Regions from separate parts of the Homo sapiens genome. Here regions 1 and 2 are each linked to region 3. A link is a loop called in an ENCODE intact Hi-C map of the cell type or tissue named here. Cell type or tissue: PC-3. All regions are shown on one strand. Region 1 overlaps LOC102723803 (a long non-coding RNA gene). Region 2 overlaps LOC102723803 (a long non-coding RNA gene). Region 3 has its middle 50 kb from the start of DMRT2.

Evidence for each region. Peaks named below come from ENCODE experiments on the same cell type or tissue, not always from the same donor. Only the 100,000 strongest peaks of a DNase experiment are listed, where the experiment ranks them.
Region 1: it touches region 3 in a loop (15-fold over the local background); 19 of 110 quality-filtered maps call a loop at or near these places.
Region 2: a loop joins it to region 3, with 9 times the contacts of the local background. A loop is called at or near these places in 7 of 110 quality-filtered maps.

The regions. Positions count from the first base shown.
Region 1 is chr9:1,425,820-1,433,819 of GRCh38, forward strand. The region is part of intron 3 of LOC102723803 (a long non-coding RNA gene); the gene reads left to right. Among named protein-coding and RNA genes, the nearest start is that of DMRT2, 380 kb to the left of the region's middle. In PC-3, a CTCF peak has its summit at 3,718; no DNase peak of the experiment used is centred here; H3K27me3 peaks cover 1,683 bases.
Region 2 is chr9:1,332,670-1,340,669 of GRCh38, forward strand. The region is part of intron 3 of LOC102723803 (a long non-coding RNA gene); the gene reads left to right. It also overlaps the pseudogene RNA5SP279. Among named protein-coding and RNA genes, the nearest start is that of DMRT2, 290 kb to the left of the region's middle. In PC-3, a CTCF peak has its summit at 4,824 (motif pointing left); a DNase peak (open chromatin) is centred at 4,662.
Region 3 is chr9:1,096,235-1,104,234 of GRCh38, forward strand. No RefSeq gene overlaps it. Among named protein-coding and RNA genes, the nearest start is that of DMRT2, 50 kb to the left of the region's middle. In PC-3, a CTCF peak has its summit at 4,892 (motif pointing right); DNase peaks (open chromatin) are centred at 4,177 and 4,897; H3K27ac peaks cover 1,215 bases.

The sequences.
Region 1 (8,000 bases), 330 kb after region 3:
ATGTTTGTGGTCATAGAAAGTCTTAGGTCACAATCTCTGTGAAACAGAGCTCTTCAAAAATATTTAATTAAATCAGTTTGTACTACAAACAAATGAGTGTTCTCTCAGAGTGTAACTTCCCTTTAGTTTTCATTTATGGTCTTTGCAGCAATAAATATATCTGTACAATAGCTAGGCAGTCTCAAAGAAAATATTTTTAGTGGAAATAAATTATTTTTCTTCCACCAATTTCCCTAGGTGAGACTGAATTGAGAATAAGGAAAATAGAGAGGATGTCTGCAAGCCTGTGTGTATTCCATATAGGAATATGGAGAGTGATTCTGTGGTTGATAATTATGCTGCCTTATTTTCTGACAGACCGAGTTTCAGGTCCTAAAAATGTAATATAATCATCAATCTGAAACCTTTTTACAGCATTTGTCAAATTCATCTCTTTTTTTAAATTCAGAAAAATCAATTTTTGATGGATAGAAATCTCAAGGCCCAGAAAGCAGGCATCCTTGGGGTAACTTCCTCTGTAGTAGGCACAGAGCTGTACATGAGAGTTTGAATTAATATTTTGATGTTTCCCAAGCTTCATTCTTACTTGAGTAAAGGGGAGAAGTGGAGGACTGGGGAGGTCTTTAGCAGTGGGAAACCCTTTTCAAACAGAATAAGGAAGACATCACTTTTGATACCTAACCCCAAGCCAAACACAGAATGTTCTAGCAGCCTTAAGATTTCTGGTTTAATTGCTCTATCTAAGAGACTAATTTATATGCCCATCCCCTTGAAAGCTGTCAATCTGAAATTCTCTTTGAAAGTCAGGTGGCTTGCTTTATACTCAGCAGGCATGTTCCATGGTAGCTCTGTTGTCCAGAGCTCTCAGCAGAAAAGTTTATGCTCTTTGTAATTCTATATCTCTCCTTCAAATCTCTTTGTAATTCTACATTGATCAGTTGGGACATGGAAGCTGAAAGAATTTCAGGCCATGCTGCAACTCTGTACATTCTGAAAATTCTCTGGAGGAAATTCTTACTTTACCCTATTTGTTTACTATAGACAAAATATACATATAATAACATATTTATTATTATAAATATAAATATTTGTTTATTATATAATAATCCCAGATAAAATAATCTCAGAAATACTCTGGTGGCAAGTATAGACTGGCTTTTAAATATCTCTAATTATCTGAGCATCTAGGGACTCAATCTATCTAACTTGTGTCATTGGTGCTGAAGTCAATCATTATAATGTGGAAAGAAACCTCTTTTCCATCAAAGTCAAGAATGCCTATCCTTGCACTCTGGGAAAATAATATTTATTATAAAGGCAATTGTGACATCCCAAACCATAGTTGTTATCAAGTTCCTCATACTCTAAGATCCTTTATGTAAGAATGGAGGGAATAAATTTCATAGTTTCATTCTTTCGTAGGTACTGGAATTGCCATCTCCAATATACGTGTTATTAAAAATTATCTTGAAATAATCAAACAGTCAAAGGGGACATTGGAAATGAGGTAGTGAAAAGACTACGGGACTCACAAGTAGATAGACTTGGGTTAACACACTGCGGGTGGTAAGGTGGTTGACTTGGCAAGTGAGTTGTCTAACTTTTCTAATCTCAGTGGTTTTTCTTGTGAAGTGGGACTAATAAAATTATCACAGTGTTGTTCTAAGAATTCATTGAGACAATGCGTGTAAAGTGTCTGGCTTATTAGGAACTTAATAAATACTGATGTTTCTCCCTGCTGAAGACTTTAATACTACTTTTGATTTATGTGCTGGTTTTGTCCTGAAAGTTGTTTTTAGGTCCAGTAGTTTTTGTTGGCTCAGTTGGGAGCTCTGAATGAATGAAAATCCCAGGCAACTCTGACATTGGGCTGGGTGAAAGATCCATTCCCAAGAAGTTCAAGGAAATCAATACCTTCCTAATTTCTTCACTCGGTGTAGAGTTATAGGTGTTGCCCCAAATTCTGATACTCAAGTCTGATAACAGTGTGGTGGTTTCCACTGTTAGAAAACCTACCCAATGTTGTATTACTCCTTGTGCCCAACATCTTCTTAAAAAAGCTGTGGATAAACTGATTTTTTGAGAGGCTATGGAAGTTTGACAAACTGGTATTCTATTGCCTTGGGTAGAGATGGTTAAGTGTGGGAGTCAAATGAAGAAACACCACCATCAGGGAGGACACTAGAGATAGGGGCTCATACACACAGAGCTCACGGCTTGTGCGATGATATTGTGAAGTCATGTTTAAGTGGAAACTCAGACACCAGATGTGTACAGCTGCAGTAGAGGAGCCAACCCAGCCAAAGCCAGAAAAGCCCCATGCTGGTTGTTTTACTTTTGAGTGAGAAGGAAGGGGAAATAAATCTCTCACAATAGATAAAGAGAAGATAGTTCATGTTTTTTTTTATCACCTTTTTCTTTTCCTTTATTTTAAAGTCTAAATGGGGCCATTTGTCTTTAATGTGTTTTACCTATCAAGAAATACGTGAGCAATTCTATATCAATTAAAAAATGTGAACAGTTCTGCAGAAAAATGTTCAGTTCAAGTGGCTTAAGACAGGTTCCATTTGTTCAACAATCTATACTTTTTAAAAGGCTATACTTTTCTTGAGAGTTCCTTAAGTTCATAGCATGAAGAGGGATGAGTTGCTGATCCTATATACGTAAGTATTGCCTTTATAACCGTATTTTTTTCCTCTTTGGGTAAAGATTTCATTTAAACAATCATCAGCAAATGTCTTTGCTAATGGTATATATACAGTGGGACTAACTTTTCTCTGGGGAAGTTAGTCCATTGAAAATTATTTGCTGTAACTTATTCCTTGCCGCAGACAGTATCATGGTCCAACAGAAAAGCATTTAAAACTTTGTTATGTGTTATTAAGGAATATTTACACTTGTGGGGCTATTCTTAAGATAGCCAGAGCACTTTTGTAGCTGAATTACAAAAAGAACACATCCAACCTAGGTTTGTTTGTTTATTTATTTAGGCTACTCCTTGCAGAGCAGGGCTAACTCCTAAGCAGTGTCCCCAGCCTAGTCTTTCTTAAATACAGAAAAGATGAAGCCCAGAATCCTAGTTTTCAGAGTTTATATCTACAAGTCTGACTTATCTGTGAAATTGGCTAGAGCTAGAATATACTTGATTACAACCCCTTTAAAACTGAGCTTCCCATTTTGTCTATACACATATTGAAGACTGTAAAGAAGGAAAACACGTAATGTTTTCTTAAAAATGTCCTAAAATGAGACATTTAAATGTCCTTAAAAATGAAATTCATCATTTGTTATCTTAACATACTAGTATATCTGAAACTTGACAACGCAAGTTTCAGATATACTAGTATGTTAGGATAACAGTAAAAGAAAGATTAGACTAGCAGGGGAATAAAATGCACAACAAAATCTCCTCTCCCTTCCTGTACTCTTATTTGAATGAAAAGACTGGAAAAGATGCTTGGTTTAAACCACATGGGAAAAATATCTTTTCAGCTGCAAACTGCTTTTTATATTTTAGCAATGTAAACACATTGTATGGGAATACAAGGGGCTGTGCTGCCTCCCTGTCCAAATACTGCATGCAGGTAACACCGAACAAGAGGTGGAGTGATAACATGGACAGACTGCCTGGAACACAGATACCATCTCCCAGGGCCCAGGATTCGGAGGCCTAGAGGTAACGCTGGTGTTTCTAGGCTTTGCAACAGTGAAGGACCACTGCCACCTGTGGACAGCAGCAAGCATTAGCGACATGCTGCAGGCCGAGTGAAGTGTCAGTGTTGTATTTTTACAGTGACAACAAGGCAACCTGGTGAACCAGATATTCCAAAATTTTCCCAATAAGTGTTTTATGAGTACCTCCATGGCCTGGGGTAGGACTTTTCACTGCAAATCAATAAGCATCCTTCAGACCATATGTATGTAGGACATGGTCATCATGTGTTAATATAAAACCACAGAGAAGGCATCTTAAATTCTAATGCCTTTGAGGGGCAGTTAGATCATGTAGATGTAAAAGAATAAGAGTGATCAGGACAGCAAATTGGAGACCGCATGCCCTACCTAGATGCATTCAGTTTTGTTTATTTATTTACTTTTTAAAGAATGTACTCCATCAAGCAACATGCGTTTGAAGCTCAGATTCAGCCTGCAACCATCTAGCACCAGAGGTCAGTGAGTGGATGTATGAGATCCCAGGTTACATTTGTGTACCCAGAAGCAAAGGTCTAAGCATGCTTCATTCACTCATTCATTAATGTAGAAATTCAACTTATTCACCGAAAAATACTTATTGCATCTTTGTCTTATTCTAGACATCACTCTATCTTGATAGACAAGTTGGGAAAATAGATATCAAACAAATAATCACACAAATAGAATTACATTTGTAATAAATGAAATGAATGAAAATCCCAGGCAACTCTAAAAATGTGTATCATATTTCATAATATGTGCTTGCTTATAAATCACATCACTACACTATATACCTCTAGAAAAAAAGAAAACCCTGCCAATTAAGTTATAGCTCTGTGCTTTTTTATACATTTTGTCTCATACTTACGGAGAGAATTCATTTTTTACTTAGTGCAACATAGAATTTTTATCACACATTCTTGTGCGTACATAAAAAGGAAAATATAAATTGAATAAGACATTTCTAAAACCTTTTCACATTGAGAGTTGAACTCATTTGAAGCACTTTTTGACACAGAGTCATCAACATCCATGCTGTTGTATGCACTTTAATTTTCTGGTCAGCAAGAGAGACGGACATCAGCATTTTTTGAGAGTGCTCTACTGTTGTCTGTGAGGTGTCTTCCCAGCAGCTGACACTAACTCTTGAAGTTTAGATGCTGGTGCTTTGTTATTTTTATTTTTTATTTTGTAGACATAAGGTCTCTCTCTGTTGCCCAGACTGGAGTACAATGGTGCAATCATGGCTTACTGCAGTTTCAGCCTCCTGGACTCAAGAGATCCCCCCACCTCAGCCTCCCTAGTAGCTGGAACTACAGACGTGTGCCAACATGCCCAGCTAATTTTTAAAATTTTGTGTAGAGATGGAGTCTCACTATGTTGCCCAGGCTGATCTTGAACTCCTGGCTTCAAGCCATCCTCACACCAAAGTGCTGGGATTACAGGCCTGCGTCATTGCACCCCGCCACTGGTGCTTTCTTGATTTTACCAACAGGTGCCAACAGAAGCTTTTCAGACATTAACTAGGATGTCTATACTTTCCTGGAACAGTCCTTTCATAGTTTATTGATGAAAGAGGGAAGGGGGCAGTATTTGCGGAATCACACTGCCAGAGCTAACACTCACATTCACGCACGTGCCAGCAATGATGATCATGTCAGGATGCCCACTGATGTTGAGTGGAGGAAATTGGAAGACCCCATGGTTAGAAAGTCACGTCTTGATTTCAGAGATGTAAAAATATGAAAATAATGATCAATGAAAAAGAGTCACTCTATGATCCGACTTGGTTTTCTCTTGAAGGAGGTGACATTTAGGCTTAGATTTGAAAACTAAGAAGTTATTCAGAAGATGAAGTGGGAAAGTTTGATCCTGGTAGAGACAGGGCTGGATTACAGGGCAGATGAGCTGCTGGACAGGAATGCTATAATATTTCCAGAGTAAATGTAAAATGCGGTAACTGCCATCACAGGTTTTTGTACATGAAGGCTCACCGTCCTGAAGAGATGAAAGTAGGTCTCACCCTCGCTGAGGTGGAGAGAGGATTTGGGAGTGCAAAATAAAATAAAACCATCACCGGTCTGTTTCTTGAGTGCTTTTAATGTGTAGTTACCCAAGTTGCTTGGCACAGCTACTATCTGAAACTGGCAGTCATGATCATCTGAAATTCCAAAACCACATCATGCATAGGGTGGTGATAGTGTGCTGGTATAGTGTTGTGCATAGTGTATGATAAGTGATAGGATTTGTGATCTAAATGCAAAGCCCTTCAATACATTTCCCACCCCCTAAGAAGTTGTCTTGTTTAATAATTGACAAAAGAAACAAATGAAGGTTGTGCACATTTTTCAGAATATTGGTTTTGCTTTAACCAAGTGAATTGAAGTGTTTATAAATCTATTTCTGTAAGCAATTTTTATTAATAGAAAACTAGGTTTACCCCGCTCTCACGAGAGAAACATTGAACAAATATTTAAAGACTATCGGTTTGAAGGAGCTCCAGACACTCAGTCCTCCAGGGCACGGCCGTGTCTTTAGCTGTTGCAGGCTTGTGAGGAGGTTAGTAAGTTCAAGGAATCAAAGGAAGGGCAGGGTATCTGGGACATGGTGTAAATGATGAGGAGAGTGCAGGGAGGAAGGCAGAGGCCCATCCAGGATCATGCCATGGAAACTCTCTGTTAAAGATTTTGGTCTTCATGTTATGGGAATTTTGGAGTTGTCAAAGGGTTTTAAGCAGTGAAATAACATGATCATATCTGCACATTTACTGTGTGTCTCCTGCAGAGCAAACAGTCTGTTGGGAGCAAGTTATTTTCTCTCCGGGAAAGGCAGAGTTCTTTCATGCAGCAATCTGGATTTCAAACATGGGTGAACCTTCTTTCAGGTGTTGCCTAAAAGGGGTATGTGAAGATTATTAATCACTCACAGCAGACATTTGGAAATTTTGCAGAGCAAAAATGAACAAACTACATCAACAATAATAAATCTATAAGTAATCAGATCCCAGTTAAGTGGAGCCTTCAATGGTTTTATTTCTTTTTTTCTTATTTTCATTTTGGATAAATGAATGAAATAATACTTGAACAAAATCAGAATTGGGGACCAAAATAAAATTTCCTTGTGCCTCCTAGGGTGAGAAGAGATTCAATTCAGTCTATACCATATGAATAAACCTCTCAGGTAACATACAGTAAGTTGAGTCTCAATATATATGAAAAAAGTGGCTGGGCACGGTGGTTCATGCCTGTAATCCGAGCACTTTGGGAGGCCGAGGCGGGTGGATCACCTGAAGATGGGAGTTTGAGACCAGCCTGGCCAACATGGTGAAACCCTGTCTCTACTGAAAATACAAAAATTAGCTGGGCATGGTGGCTTGTGCCTGTAGTCCCAGCTACTTGGGAGGCTGAGGCAGGATAATCACTTCAAGCCAGGAGGCAGAGGTTGCAGTGAGATGAGACCCGGCCACTGCACTCCTGCCTGGGTGACAGAGCGAGATTCAGTCTTTAAAAAAAAAAAAAGTAATGACAATGAGGCATTAAACTGTTAATGACAGTTTTGATTTATTTGGTGGCAAATACTTTTTTTTGTTAGAGAATGGTCAAATTCATTTCGAGAACACTCAATGACAAGAACTTATGATAAAGGTGGGTTTTGGCTAATTAGTAATTCCTCTTAAATACTTCTGCACATAGCATTTGAGCTAGGTACTGTGATCATTTGTTCATTACCTTTTTTTTTTTTTTTTTTTTTTTTAGACAGAGTCTCACTCTGTCGCCAGGCTGAAGTTCAGTGATGTGATTTGGCTCACTGCAACCTCTGCCTCCCGGGTTCAAGTGATCCTCCTGCCTCAGCCTCCGAAGTAGCTGGGACTACAGGCATGTGCCACCATGCCCTGCTATTTTTTGTATTTTCAGTAGAGACAGGATTTCACTATGTTGGCCAGGATGGTCTGGATCTCTTGACCTCGTGATCTGCTTTCCTTGTCTTCCCAAAGTGCTGGGATTACCGGCGCGACGCACCACGCCTGGCTTCATTATCTTTTAATTCTTTTAAAAACATTTTGGGGCAAGCATATGATTCTCCTTTTATACCCTTTACCTGCGCATTGCATTTAAATGAGAATAATTTTCATAGTAATGATGAAAGCCAACATTAACACAGCACTTATTATGGGCTAGGAACTCATTTAATTTTCATAACAGCCATCGGAGCAGGCACTATTATATTACGACCTCACTTTTGGAGATCGGAAAATGAAATCACAGAGAAGTTAAGTAACTTGTCCAAGGCCATACAGCCTGTAGGGA
Region 2 (8,000 bases), 240 kb after region 3:
GCAATACCTTATCCAAACTTTCAGCAACCTTGGAGGAAAAGAGGTACCATTTCTGTTTAACATGCAAAAGAATGAAGGCTGGGGGTGTTAGTAACTTCCCCAAGTTATCATGCAATTAGTAAGTGGGTTAAAATTCATGTCTTTTTGATGCTATGACAAACCATCTCATGGTCTACTAATATTGAAAGCCCAGAATTTTAATGGTCATGAATTACTCTCTAGGAAAATTGGCTCAAGTTTAGCAGTAGCCTTATATGCCAGGAAGCTACCTAGGGGGTGAGCTGTGAGAAGACCCAGAAAAATCAGCTATAGACTAAACCATTCATTATGGATCCCTTAGGGCTAATGCTTTATCTCTTTCCACCTTCTCCCTTTCCTTTTTTCTGAAATTGAATGCTCTTTTAATCAGTTCTAGCTGTTATAACAGAATACCATGGGTGGCTTAAACGATACAATTTTTTTTTTTTTTTATCACAGTTCTGGAGGCTGGGAAGTCCAAGATCAAAGTGCCAGCAGATCAGTAACTGGTGAGTGCTCTCTTCCTGGTTTTCAGACCACTGTTTTCTTGTTGTATCCTTATGTGGTCGACAGAGAAATAGATCAACTCTTTTTTTGTCTCTTTTTATAAAAGGGCACTAGTTCCATTCGTGAGGCCTCCAACCTCATAACCTAATTACCTCCCAAAAGCTCTACCTCCAAATACTATCACGCTGGAGATTTAGGCTTCAACACATGAGTTTTGGGGAGATACAGATATTCAGTCCAGAGGCCATGCTATAGCTACAATGAGAGTTTATCAGAGACTCTCATTGTACAACTTGCAAATCCAGGGCACTTCAAGTCTTGTAGTTTGGTTTATGATAAAAAGGCAGACTTGAGATTTCTGGTCCCGAATGGAGTAAAAGATAGAGTCCTCCTGGAGCCTGGGACTCACTGGGCTGAAGAGTCCAGGTTCTTATGATGCCACAGAGGGCAGCATGAAGACCACACATGTCCTTGGTCAGAGAAGCCAGGAGACGGAACAGGCTCTGAAAGGGCAGGGGATAATGCCTGGATTTTATCATTTTTGCTGCAACTCCATCTCACATCGGCAGCTATGTGCAGAGGGTGAGAGTGTGTACATAGGCAGACTGGGCAGATTCTGACCCATTGGAAATTGATTAAGTCTATGGCCTTACCACCCTGAACATGCCCAATCTTATCTGATCTCAGAAGCTAAGCAGGGTTGGGCCTGGTTAGTACTTAGATGAGAGAAACTGGGTGAGCACCAGCTCCAAGCCAGGTACTAAACTTGCCACTTTTTTTTTTTCTATGACTTTAAGCTTTCCTGGGTGGTACCAGACAATCAACTCCCTCTTATTCATAAATGAGGGTCCTAGGAACCAGGATAAAAAATCTACAAGTTCCTTTGGGGAATATGAAATTGGAGCTGGGAGAGCTGGAAGATCTGAGGCAGATTCCATGAGGTGTAGTTCCTAGAGTCCCCTCTTTCTTGGGACGTCTGTGCCACTTGGAACAGGGTGCCAGCATGGTAGAGTGGTAAGAACGCATGTGAGTTTTGGCATTAGAACAATCCTGAATCAAATCCCAGCTCATCCATTTATTAGCATCATACATTTAGGCAGCAGATAACACCCACAACTAGCATTATTGAATTTCTACCATATATATCAGACACTGATCAGGTTTAGACACCTTGCAAAGTATTAACTTACACGTATTTTTCAGTATGCACAAGTAGGCTGTGGGGTACATGCTGTTATTAATGTCATTTCACAGTTGAGGAAACTTAGGCATAGAGGGTTAAATAACTTGCCTGAGGTCAGACAGCCAAGATTGGAACCCAGTAAATGTGCCTTCAGTGCCCATGCGCTTGACCACTATCTCCCATTTCTGTGTCTTTATCTGCAAAACAAGGACAAAAGTAGCTACCTCAATATTGTGAAGATGAAACTACATTGGATATCAATATATGAAGTTGGGACACACTGGGTACCCAACTGCTAGCAGCTGCATTCCTGCCTTCCTTCCTCATAATATACAGGAACACCTTTTTGGAATGAAGCTGGAATACCTCTTGTATGTCCAGCTCTCCTTTCCTTTGTCTCTGGTGCCAGCCACCCTTTTTTTTTATACTCATACCTGCAGCTCCACCTTCCTCATTTCTGCCCTTGTTCATCATAACTCATTATGATTTCTGAGGGTGGGCTTATTTTACGTGAAATCATTTCTAGCAAGCTGCTTCCTGGCCATGTCTATAAGGCACCTTAATCTCTTCAGTTATTCCCTACATCACACTGGGGGGTAGATTACTTCTGGGAAGGGCCATCTCTCTGTGCGTGGCTTTCTGCTAATTTCTCTTTCAGTGAAAATGTCTTTCCTGACCTTCTCTGTTGACTCTTTTTCACTTCCAGTATTCAATCTGAGGTCTGCCTAAGTAGACCAAAAACACTGCTCTAGCTCTGCACCCAGCAGCCCCTGCAGAATCTGAGAATCCACTAGGGAAGAGTCCTTCCCAAGTCCCATGCCTGGGATCTCTCTGGGTTTGACTACCTTGGGGAGGGTCCGTCCTGGTTAATTTTCACTGACAGCTGAGCCTGCACCCTCCACGATCCTCTCTCCTCTGTTCTTTGCCAGGCTGTGTGTTTTCGGAGGCTGACCCCCTGTGGACTGCATTACCTGGGATCTTGTGCCTTCTGGCTTCCGAGTGGGTTTGGCCAATGGGAGGCACCAGCTGCAGATAGAGAGGAAGCAGTAGCTATGGCTGTCCATGACAGGGCCCACCTCTCAAGGGGCTCCAGTCATTCTGCCTCCTCCCCTGGCCCCTGTAGTCCCTGGGGATGCACATGGCTGCTAGGCTCTAGGTATTTTCCCATCTGTTACATATTCCCATAACCCTGCCCACACCTTTATGTGTGGGCTCTTCATTAACGCGTCTTCAATTGAATAACATGGGATGAATTCTGTGTTATTTGGGTCCCTACAGATTTGACATAGGATGAATTCTGTGCCTTTTTAGGTCCTTACAGATTTGGGGTTCTTTGCTAGAACCAAAAGGTAACTGGGGATATCTTTTGTAATTCTCACTTTTGTAAGTATAATTCTTACTCTAACGAGTGAAATCACGAAATTCAAAATAAAAACACAGTGTCTCCAAGTACTTGGCTATCTCTTTACTCTTCAATGCAGGGGGGACGATTGCTATTTTATCAGGACCCTGTGAAGAGCACGGCTTAGTAGAGAAAGTTGTGTTTTAGTAAAAGCTCTGTTTTGGAATCTAAGTTTTTAAGATAGATTTCTAATTGTGTGACTTTGGGCAAATCATAAATTTCTGGATATCAATTTTCTTATTGAAAATGATGAAGCCACTGAGGTTATGAAGTCTAACCTTGTTCTAAAAAGGTAAATATCAGCAAAGGTGCCACTACCTGGAACATTTAGAGCTGGCCAAGGATCTTGCTTTGGGCCAAAGGTTAAGGCTGCCCCAAGCTTTTCCCACTTGCCCCCTGATTTGGACCTCTGAGGTTTCTGGTACACCCTTGACCACCCCTCAGCCTGAATGATTTCATTGCTGCACTTGTTTCTCCCAAGGTGATGTGCTCCATTTTGACACCTTCCCAGGCTTTACATGCAAATTTGTCTTTACTTTCCTACGAAGCTTGAGAGGTGAGATATTTCATTTGCCCTTCTCTTTGGGCCTGCTTATGTCAAAGGTTGGTTACTCTTTTCTATTTTAAATTTTATTTTTTTTTTTTGTCTTTTGCCTGCTGGAAGAACACTCGGAAGCCTGCAGAGTCGCTGCCTTGCTTATCGGGCGTCTTTTTTGCTTTTTCAGAAATTGCTATAATAAGGCATAGATGAGAAATGTGAGAAACAAGATAGGAAAAGTTTCTTAACAGTACAAGGCTGTGACCCGTATGGAAATGTCTCCTTCTGGAGGGAACCCAGAGGAAAAATATCTCCCTATTCCAAGGGTCACATCCAAAGCCACTCTGCAAGTGACCCGAACCCTCTTCCATCTCCAGTGGGCAGACTGTATTAGCTTTTACTTAAGATAACATCATTCACCTTGACAAAGTCAGGTCTCTGATTTCTGCTTTCCCTCAGCCTGAACATTCTTATCCACATTACTACTAGTTCCTTAATCTACTGGATGTTAGTTTCCGACTACTTTAATTTGAATAGTTGAGCTAAATATTTGTAATCACTTCTCAGGGAAATTATGGGCCATTTATATTAGAAAGAACTTTTGTAACTCCAGTGCTAAAATTGAATTATTTCTCGCTGACATTGTGGCAAAAATAACTCAAGGATGTGTACAAAATATCTTGTGGGTTATTTACCTTCAAATAGCCTCATCTGAAAATAATTACAGTAAACTCACACTTTCTGTATCTTGTGATGAAAAATATTGATATTTCACATACAGCATGTTTGAAACAGTTGGCCTCAACAGGCTTTTCAAGTTATTGTTTACATTTATTTTTTTCTTCCAAGTGAGGGATAAGAATGACAGGAGACAACTTCACTCAGCAGATGGGAATGTGGAAGAATCATGACTAATGGTTAGGCCGTGTATATGTTTGGGGTTGCTTGTTTGTTTTTGTCCTACCTATCCCCTCCCCAATCCTGCCAATTACTAGCTTGTGTGTCCTTGGGCAAGTTCACCTCTCTGAACTTGGTTTTGTGCCAGTTGTGCTAACACTGAGAGCAGTGGCTCTTAAGTAGGAATCAGTTTTGCCCCTCAGGGGATGTTTGACCGTGTCTGGAGATATTTTTGGCTATCACAACTGTGTAGAGGTGTGCTACTGGCATCTAGTGGGTAAAGGTCCCAGATGCTGCTAAACATCCTACAAATGGACAAAGACTCTCCCACAACCAAGGAATATCTAGCACTGCATGTCAATAGTGCCAAGGTTGACAAATCCTGCTTTACAGGTCATGGTTATGGAGAAATGTTAGCATCAGGTGCTTTGTGAATTGTTCAGAGATGTATAAATATCAAGTGTTACTATATTATCTCTCAGGCATGAGTGCTAATTATGACTGTAACTATTTAGTACCCAACTGCCCAAAGCACTGTTTAAACTCTGGGACTCCATTTCTTTATTGTGAAAACTTATTAGGCTTCAACGATCTCCAAGAACATTTCTGGCTCTGATAATGTATGTGGGAAAAGCATTATATGGTACTTTGGCCCAAAGTTGACAAAACCAATAGTTGCTAATTTCAGTATTTTTTTTTTTTTTTTGGCTCTCATGTAGATCACTGATCTGAATCTTTGCTCTCCAGATAATCTGAGATTTCCTAAAGCGGAGGAGGCAAAGAATTTTTTATTTATTTATTTATTTATTTATTTATTTATTTATTTATTTATTATACTCTAAGTTTTAGGGTACATGTGCACATTGTGCAGGTTAGTTACATATGTATACATGTGCCATGCTGGTGCGCTGCACCCACTAATGTGTCATCTAGCATTAGGTATATCTCCCAATGCTATCCCTCCCCCCTCCCCCGACCCCACCACAGTCCCCAGAGTGTGATATTCCCCTTCCTGTGTCCATGTGATCTCATTGTTCAATTCCCACCTATGAGTGAGAATATGCGGTGTTTGGTTTTTTGTTCTTGCGATAGTTTACTGAGAATGATGGTTTCCAATTTCATCCATGTCCCTACAAAGGATATGAACTCATCATTTTTTATGGCTGCATAGTATTCCATGGTGTATATGTGCCACATTTTCTTAATCCAGTCTATCATTGTTGGACATTTGGGTTGGTTCCAAGTCTTTGCTATTGTGAATAGTGCCACAATAAACATACGTGTGCATGTGTCTTTATAGCAGCATGATTTATACTCATTTGGGTATATACCCAGTAATGGGATGGCTGGGTCAAATGGTATTTCTAGTTCTAGATCCCTGAGGAATCGCCACACTGACTTCCACAATGGTTGAACTAGTTTACAGTCCCACCAACAGTGTAAAAGTGTTCCTATTTCTCCGCATCCTCTCCAGCACCTGTTGTTTCCTGACTTTTTAATGATTGCCATTCTAACTGGTGTGAGATGATGTCTCATAGTGGTTTTGATTTGCATTTCTCTGATGGCCAGTGATGATGAGCATTTCTTCATGTGTTTTTTGGCTGCATAAATGTCTTCTTTTGAGAAGTGTCTGTTCATGTCCTTCGCCCACTTTTTGATGGGGTTGTTTGTTTTTTTCTTGTAAATTTGTTTGAGTTCATTGTAGATTCTGGATATTAGCCCTTTGTCAGATGAGTAGGTTGCGAAAATTTTCTCCCATGTTGTAGGTGAGGCAAAGAATTTTTAACCTTGTTCCTTAATGAGTAGATAAGATTTATCTGTGACAGTGTTTTCTTTTGTACCACGTAGAATAATAGCAATGTTAACAGCAATAAGTAAACAATGGACAGTGCCTACTGGGTGACAGACATTTGAACACCTACTGTGTGCCAACCCCTGCCATAGCACTGTAACTGCAAGATCTCATTTTATCATTATAGCATGGCTGGTTAGTATAATTGCTTCAATTTTACAAAAATGAGGAAAATGAAATTCAGAGAGGTTGGGGACCTTGCCTGAAGTTGCACAGTTGTTGAGGCATCCACTTGCTTTAAAAGACAAACCAGGAGCACTTTCTGCTTCTCTAGATTCTTACTCAATATGGTCATTATTAGAAATTTGCAGTGGAGAGTTAAGCAAGAGTAAAATGAATGCCAAGAAGGCAGGAGACAGCCTTGCTATTTTGTAAAAAGCTTTGTGCTCTGTGGGTAAATGTTTGGTATCTGGTAAATTGGAGAAAAGACTGGGGGTAAATCTTGCCATCAGCCTGAGTTGTCAGAGGGCAGTAAAGGACAGTTCAAACAAGTGGTCTTTTTCTATCCTTTTCAAGTAATTCATAAAATAGCTCCTATGGATAGGGTCAGGGCAGAGCTCCAGGTACTACTGGAAACATTATTGATGATAATCAAAAAACCTATGGTAATATCAAGTGCCAATAGAGAATAACATATAATCTGAATAAGGATTTCAGATTATATTTGAATGGAGTTTTGAATATATAGGAATCAGTTATTCTCCTTTGATGAGGGCGACCATTCTTCTCAATCTGCGGTTTCAGTGTTGGCTTCCTTTGGGATCTTTAACAAATCCTAATGCCCGAGCTACATCTAGGCCAATTAAATCAGAAGCCCTGGGTGGGATCCTGGCATCAGTAATTCTCAAAGCTCCCCAGATGATTTCAATGGGCAGGCAAATTTGAGAACCAGAGTGCTATATCAGCGGTCCTTAGACATCTGCGTATATCAAAATCACCTGGAGAACTTGGTAAAGCTGGGGCTTCTAGGAGCTTTATTAACTCTCCAGGTGATTCTCGTAAACATCATAGTTGAGAACTGCTTCTCTATTTCACTCTTTAGGGTCTATTCTATTTTAAAATAGAAAAAAAATAACACTCTTCCTAGTTGAGGAATTGCCTAGAGTAAACACTACATGCAGGTGGGCACATTTGGGTCCTCACAACTCATTACTGGGTCTTGTGCCAGGCACTGGCAAGCTCCCATGTCCTGTAGATGCCAACCTTGCCCTCTGCAGCCCTTCTAACTCCTTTCTGGCAATGGCCCCTAGTCCAGTTTTGAAGTATCTCTCAGTCCTAATTTGAAAGTATGGCGAATCTGTTGTTCATATGACACATTTTGAGACTTGGTCCATAAGAGACATGGTGGTTGCTCAGTCAGGAACTCAAGGTAAGGCCACTTCCTGTAGACATCTTGTGTCTTATTTTACCTCTGGTTGCTTTTCACAGATTTTCATGCTTTCTGAATTGCTGATTTTTTTGAAACAGTTTTCTTGGTTGTTGTTTCATGGAACAATTCCCATGTTCCAGAAATGCAGTCCCAAGCCTGCCAGGACTTGTATTGTCAGGCACTTCAGTAAGTACTCTGAGTTTAAACATCTGAATCTTTGAAGCTCAAATTATT
Region 3 (8,000 bases):
ATGGCATGCTTTCCATATTTCCCAGTAAAAATCCCAGCCTTTCCGATGTCATATTGTCTCTAACCACTATGTGGTGATTATGCAAATCAGATGGACTGATTCATGACAAAAACACATGAAGAGGTTAAACTTGAAAATAAACCTTGGCTGCTGCCATATGGAAAATTTTTTTCAGTGTGTGTTCTCAACCAGGGGTTAATGATTCTCTTAATCTACTCACCACAAGGTAGAGGCATTAATGAAGTAGGCTCCTTGGAAACGTGCTGTGACAAGAGAAAATAGTATATTTATTTGCGGTTTATCTTTTTCATTTTTTGTGTGAGCTTGAGGCAGGTGTGGAAAAAGAAATGATGTCTTACCAAGGAAGTAACATTCAAAGTCGTTTTGAAAAAGTGACTATTCGGGAAGACTTAAAGGAAGGCAGGGTGGTAGCTGGGCCAACAGGCTGGTGGCAGGCAGGTGGCCTCAGGTATAGGGGGAGACAGAGGAAAGAAGGGAGTGAATGCAGGAAATATACGCAGTGGTTAGTGGACAGGTCTGGGCAGATGAGGTGGGAGTGGGAGGAAATGAGAGCTGACACTAACAGTCTTGCTAAATATAGATTTTACAGGTGTGAATGGCAGGCAGGAGAAGGGAGCCAGTGTCGGATGCTGTGGCTCAGAGGCGGAAAATGGAAAAGTAGACAGTGACAGGGAGAGATACTGACTTGCAGGAAGCACTGAGTGCCTAGAAGGGAGATGACGTTCCCAAGAACATAGGAGTCTAGGGAGAAGTAAACCACTGTAGATCAGTTTAGCCCATTTGAATCCATTTCAGCAAACATTTATTGAGTGTCATAGATAGAATAATGATCCTCTTGACCCTACCAAGATGCCTGTGCCCTAAATCTTGGAACCTGCCCCTTACATGACAAAGGGGACTGTGAGGATGTGATTAAACTAGTGATCCTGAGATGGACCACTAAGCATGTGGTAATTTGTCACAGCAGCAATGAGGAACTAACACATTGAAAAAGTACCAAATGGAGCAATTCATTAGGAAACATAAAAATGAATAAAGTGTTGATTCTAGCCTTTATATGATGACCAGCTCAGTGGTCCAAGTCAGTGATCTTAAAACTTTAAATATGCATATGAATTATATGGAGGACCTTGCTAACATAAAGATTCTGACTAACTAGGTCCAGAGTGGTCCTGAGATCCTACATTTCTAACCAGCTCCTGGGTGACATGATGCTGTTGGTCTCAAACTAGGTTTTCTTTAGCAACGATCTAGGGTGTAGGTCTGTTCTAGCAACTGTGCAACCAAGAACAGCAAAACTTTTTAGTTTTTGTAGTGGAGAAAATGGTTCTGGTCTTAGGTACAAAAATTGATTGGAATGATCATCTGACTTTAAAGTTCAAAGATCTAAAACTTACTAGTAGAGGGAACTTGGGGATCCAAGTGCTTTTAAAGGATTGTGGAGATAATCAAATAAGAGAATGTTTGTGAAAGCACTGGGTAATTTATTATAAAGCACTATGTGCAAATGTTATTCTTTTATATGTTGGATGAGAGCGGATTTGGCAAGAAAGCACAAATGTCATTCAGTACTCATCCTTTCTTGTTAAATTGAAGTAAAGGAAGAGCTATTTGGGTGAAAACTCCAATGTCATTTATCTTTTATTTCTTTTAAGTTCTCTGTTCTTTTATGATTATAATACATATATGGAATGGAACATTTGGAATACAAAACAAACCAAAAGCCTACAGAGAAGAAAATTATAGTCACCTGTAATCCCATATTCCAAAGATAACTGGGAACTAGAGCTTTTCCAGGAGTGCGGGTTCATTTGATGTCCTTTGAGGGTCTTTGCATATTCCTGTCTCCTTGGAGTATTGTAGTCAACTCCATGCTCATTTGTTGGGCACCATTATTGATACTCTGTATCATTGTAGTGTTCCTAATCCAACCACAGTAGGGAACGGTTTACCATAAGGCAATAGTTCTCAACTAGGGGACATTTTGCAATGCCTGAAGATATCTTTATTGTAACAGCTGAGGGGTGGGTTGCTACTGGCATCTAGGAGATAGAGGCCAAAGATGCTGCCAAACATCCTACAGTGCACAGGACAGCACCTACAACAATAGTTATCTGGCCCCAAATGTCAATAGTGTCAAGCTTGAGAAACTGCTGTAGAACATTGGGTTTTACAGTTTAGTGGTCATCAGAATCACCTAGAAGGCCTGTTAAAACACAGATTGCCCACCCTTCCTTCTCCCCTTTCCCCCAGTTTCTGGTTTAGTAGGTCTAGGAGGAGGTTGAGAATTTTTGCCTTTTTAGCAAGCTCTCAGTTGATGCTGATGCTGCTGGTCTGGGGGCTACACTTTGAGAACAATTGCCATTGGGGTTAATAGCTGCACAACTATAATTGGTCTTGTGTAAAGTACCAGCTCCATACTTTGTGCTGTCACTCATATTTAAGCTGATCACATGTCTCTGGTATGTTGCAAACATCTCTTGGGCATAGGCCAGATCTCCTCCTTCCCTTGCTCTATCCTGCAGTGCTGAGAACAGGCCTCTTTCATTACTATGAACCAGATGGTTTCATTTGACCATGTGGACTTGGCACCATATAAATGGCTCCAAGGACACATAAGTGAATTTTTTTGCTGGAGGAGATTGATGGAGAGAGGGGAGAGTTGGGGCAAATGAATGTGGAGAGAAAAAAAACAGCCGTTTTTGTGTTCCTTAAGACATCCCCCGCAGTGTCCTGAAAACTCAACACACCTGTGCAGAATGCATAGCTTTGCACTCTTTAAAATAAATGGACAGTATTTTAGTCTCAAATGGTAGACTCCCAATGTAACCTGCTGTCTTATTGGTGTTGGAGTCAGGTTAAATTTCACTGTCACCATACTAGCAGGCCCCAAGGAGGGGAGATTTGTCTCCTATGTCCCTGACTTCATAATCTTTCTCTTCTCTCCGAGGATCCTTTCTCCCACCCTGTCCTCTGTTGTCTACTGTCCCTTCAACATGAGGGCAGAGCTGGGGTACCTCTGAATCATATCTTATTGAGACCCTGGACAGAGGCAGTGCCTGGATTCAGTATGGAGAGAACTTAGGCAAGGTTGGGAATGAGAGGCTGGAAGCTAGACACAGGAGTAGGTTGGGCTTGGAAGTACTCAGAAGCCATCCATTAGAAAGCAAAGAACACACCGACCCTTGTGCTTAAAATGAGGCAGTGGGTCAGAAACCAGGCAAAAGGTTAGAAAAACTCTAGGGGACAAGGTGTCCAGGAATGGGAGAGCTCAAAACTGAAGCAAGGTCTGTCTTTGAAGCCTCTTCTGTGACTTCTGCTGGGCCAAGGAAAAAAACAGGTGCCTCTCCCTAAAGTGCTAACCAGCTAGTCTGGCTGACTGGGAAGGCTTCAGACCATAAGAAGAACAGCTAATAGCTATGAGGAGGGGGGATGGGGATAGGCACATATGACATTTCAAAAGTACCAGTGGTATTCTTTTCCCCATGCTGTTAAGACAAGTATTTCTTTTATTTCTATTTTAATATTTATAATAGATAACATTCTGTAACATTCAATATTTAACAAAAAGTATAAAAGATAGCATTAATTGAGCACCTACTATTCCTATTAACAGTGCTGCAAGATAGATTTTTCTCCTCATTTTAGAAATAAGGAAATTGAAGCTAAGAGAGGGAAAGTCATTTTCCCAAGTAAGCATACAGCTGGAACTTGAACTCAGTTCCACCTGTCTTCAAGGCCTGTACTCTTTTCAGTAAAGTGTGAGGCAGTTTGGGCCACAGCTTGTTTTCTGGGTTTCCTACTGATCTATTCTAGAATTCTTTCTATGCAGAGAGTCACTCTATCTCCCAATAATAGGTTCTCGTAACACTAATTTTTTAGCTTGCTAACATTCAACTGCCTATTTTGGAAAGTTTTAAAAAGCTGTTTTTCATTCAAGTATTAAAAAAAATTCTCAGACCATTAAGATGTCAGTTCACTTCCATTCTAAGCTCCAGGTTTGAGGGAGGGAGAGGAGAATTTTGCAAGCACTGAAAATTAAATGTGTGTGTATGATATGTCATCCTTATATTCAACATGACTCTCCCCAGTGACACAGCTGCAGTGCACACAGTAAAACATCCTGATTCATCAGGCTTGCATCTCACTGTGTATAAGTCCTCTCTTTACCTTTGCAAGTGAGAGTTGTCCCAGAGTTTCATATAAAACAGTGCTGTATCACCCAAGAACGTTCTGGCCTCTTTTACATGACTTGAGTGGAGTCTGAGTGGTACTGTAAAGCTGAGTTTATAGCACGGATGAGTCAGGAGAAGGAGAGGTCTGGATGTCAGCTGGAGCCAGCATCAGAACCAAAGAGAAAGGCAGAAGGTGGAGACCACAGTTTAGGGGTCACAGAGGTTTAGGAGTCATGAATTGCTACCCACATCAGGGCACCCCGGGGGAATCACAGCATCCTAAGAAAGTCAAGAACAAGGCCGACAGTCCAATCTGACTGTCTTACAGGACAAACACTGATATAAAGCCAGGGCTGCATCATTTGGCTAGAGCCAGACCAGAGATATGTGCCTTTACTTTGATAGTTCGGTCTCTGAAATCCAAAAGTCAGGGTATGATAAACGTCTGAGATTTTGCTTTTAAATATAGCAAGTGCCTTTTTAAATGTACTTTTTCTTCTTCCCAGCTTATATTAGAGTAACTCAGCACCAATTGATTAGATTCCCCAGCCTCGCTTTGTAGCCAGAATGGCCTATCCTCCCTGCCCCATGATGTTTTTGCTGCAAAACGAGGTCTCAGCAGTTGCAGCTGGGGCGCTGGAAGTCCGACGTACGGTGAATGCCTCCCCGGCCACTTCCCTTTCAGCAATGCCCACTAGGTGACGCCTGTGAATGGGACAGGCTCTCCAGAGTACTAGCCTTCCACTCTCCCTCCCTTCCCATGCTCACATATTGGCTAGAAGATGCTTAAGTGGGCAAGGTCCTGAAGACATTCTTTTGTGCCTTTGCTCAGACAGAGGACATGTGATGATCTCAGTCAGTTTCCTTTCATTTCATGGGGGCCGCTGATGTCTCCGTGTAGTGTATGTGATGGTTAAATTATAAAAACAGGAAAAGACCCCAAAGCCTGCATGACCTGCACAGTTTTAGCTGTCTGGGTAGGTTCATAACGGCTTTAGAAATGCAAACAAAATTCCCCAAACTAAAATGACTTCTGATGGTTCTGGTAAACTGAATGTGACCTTTCCAGAAAGAAGACTACAAACAGGTGTGATTATCTTTCACTACAGGAGCAGTTCCCAAACTTGAGTGTGCATCAGAATCACCTGAAGGGATAGTTAAACCACTGATTTCTGGGTTCCACCCATAGTTTCTGATTTAAGAGGTTTTGGGAAGGGCCTGAGAATTTGTATTTCTAATAAGTTCCAAGGTGATGCTGTTGTCACTTGCGGGGGAACCTAACTTAAAGAACCATGGCACCATGGCATTCTGTTAGAAGTATGTGGGGGATAGAAAATGATGTGGAGAGAGAGATGGGGGCTAAGAGGGGCGGGGAACATACCGTGAATTGCTGTAAACAGAGATTCCCTCTTAGCTACAACAAAAGTCACTTTCCTGTTTGCCCCATCATCCTCCTACCATTTTTCCAGTGTTCTCCTTACTCCGAAGAATGTCAACAGCACATTGTGCTTTTGTTAGATAAATCTACCGGGTGGGGATAAGTTAAATCTAATGGCAAGTCAGGGACAAATAACCAGGCAGCTGGGCCATTGCTGGAGATACATTGAGGTGATTTATTTAAATTTGCCTGATTGCCTTTCTAGTAGGGAAATGAAACGTTTTCTTTGTACTGCAGGTGTTCAAGTGCTTTTTTAATGGCTAAATATTTAAAGTGACAGTCAAGTCAAGGTTAAAAAGGTGATATGAGTGTACATTCAGAGCCACTGATTTGGGAACATTCTAAATATAGCTCATTTGGCTCTTAATAAAGGGTGAGAGAGTGGATGAGTATGTGTGTATGAAAATATAATTGCTCCCATGACACCCCAAATTACTCTTCAGGTATATATTAGCGTTGCTGAGAGCTTCCTCATATGACACAGCATCTTTCTATAGGTTTTTGGGTGTTTATGCCTTTTTTCCTTTTTAAACAATTCTATACAGCACAAGAGAGGTTAATTTGATGATATCCATTCTACAAGTGAGGACTGTGGTCCAGGGAGACTCACTGATAGGCCAGAAGTTACCTGACTTAGCCTCCAAACTGGAAACAAGAAGTCCTTAGACTTCAGTTTCTGTTCTCTATCGATTTTTCAGCCATGTCTGTCGACTTTGATTTTCTCTGCTAAAATAACTTGTGGGCAAATTTCCACTGTTCGCTATAGTTGTGTCTTGTCTTCAGTTATGCTTGGAGTCCCCTTTAAGAGATGGTGTTCCCCCCACCCCCCCATGCTGAAAAATTCATCCCTCAGGTTGATAGCACAGCAGGCAGGCAGGCATTTTCCTTTCTGTCTTTCATGTAATGACCGTGAAATCCCTTCCATAAGAACATAGAGGTTTTGTTCTGTTCTGTTTCTATTTTCAGAACAATAAGTCTCCAATGCACCACCACCCACCGGAAAAAGAGCACACAGTGACTGACAAGGTGAGGTCTTTGTTTGGTTGTATTTCAAATCTTTTGCTTTCTGAAATCTCTAACACTTTGGCTATAAATCACTAAAAGGTGGATGTTCTCTAAAATGAATTTTGCATGAAATGTCAGCCAGAGTCGAGGGGACAGCTATAATATTTATGACTGGTGGTATTTCTTAGGGGAGGTAAAAGAAAATGAAGCCAATATAGTTCAGTTTTGTACTGAGGGCAGGGAAGACAGAGAAGGAGAGAGCAAATCTTTTTCTTTCACCCAGTTATTTTGCTTCTGCCATTTTCAGTACTAAAAAAAAAAATACCAAAAAAACCCCAAAACAAAACAAAACAAAAAACCCTGCAATTCTCAAAGCAAAGGGCTCAGGAGTGTTTATCCACATTGGTAAAGTATGGGTTAGAAGAATGTGGGCAGCTGTGTAAGAGGGAAATAAGCAAACCTGAAACTACTATGGGAATGTACTTGTTAATAGAAAGATTGTTTTACTAAGTCCTCTCTTTCTGAAAGACAATTTGATACTAGTTGCAGCTCCTCATAGTTTTCCTTGGAAAGCAAACTGCTGTGTTTATTTAGGGGAGGAAATGTTGCAGAGATAATGTAATATCCACTTGTCCTCCCGTCATTGATAGGAAAACACACAGAACATATCTGCCTGCCAATTGAGGGTGTCCAAACCTGACACTAACTTATACATACACACATGCATGCACACACACATACACACACACATGTGTGTATATATATATTTGACATAACTTTTAAGTTCAGGGGTACATGTGCAAGTTTGTTATATAGGTAAAGTTGTGTCATGGGGGTTTGTTGTACAGATTATTTCATCACCCAGGTATTAAGCCTAGTTCCCATTGATTATTTTTCCTGATTCTTTCCCTCCTCCCACCCTCCATCCTCCCATAGGCCCCAGTGTGTGTTGTTCCCCTCTATGTGTCCACGTGTTCTCATCATTTAGCTCTCACTTGTGAGTGAGAACATGTGGTATTTGGCTTTCAGTTCCCGAGTTAGTTCGCTAAGGATAATGGTCTCCAGCTCCATCCATGTTTCTAGAAAGAACACTATTTCGCTCTTTTCTATGGCTGCATAGTATTCCATGGTGTATATGTACCACATTTTCTTTATCCAGTCTACCATTGATGGGCATTTAGGTTGATTACATTTCTTTGTTATTGTGAATAGTGCTACAATGAACATACGTGTACATGTGTCTTTATGATAGAATGATTTATATTCCTTTGGATATATATCCAGTAATGGGATTGCTGGGTCGAATGGTATTTCTGCTTTTAGGTCTTTGAGGATTCACCATGCTGTCTTCCACAGTGGTT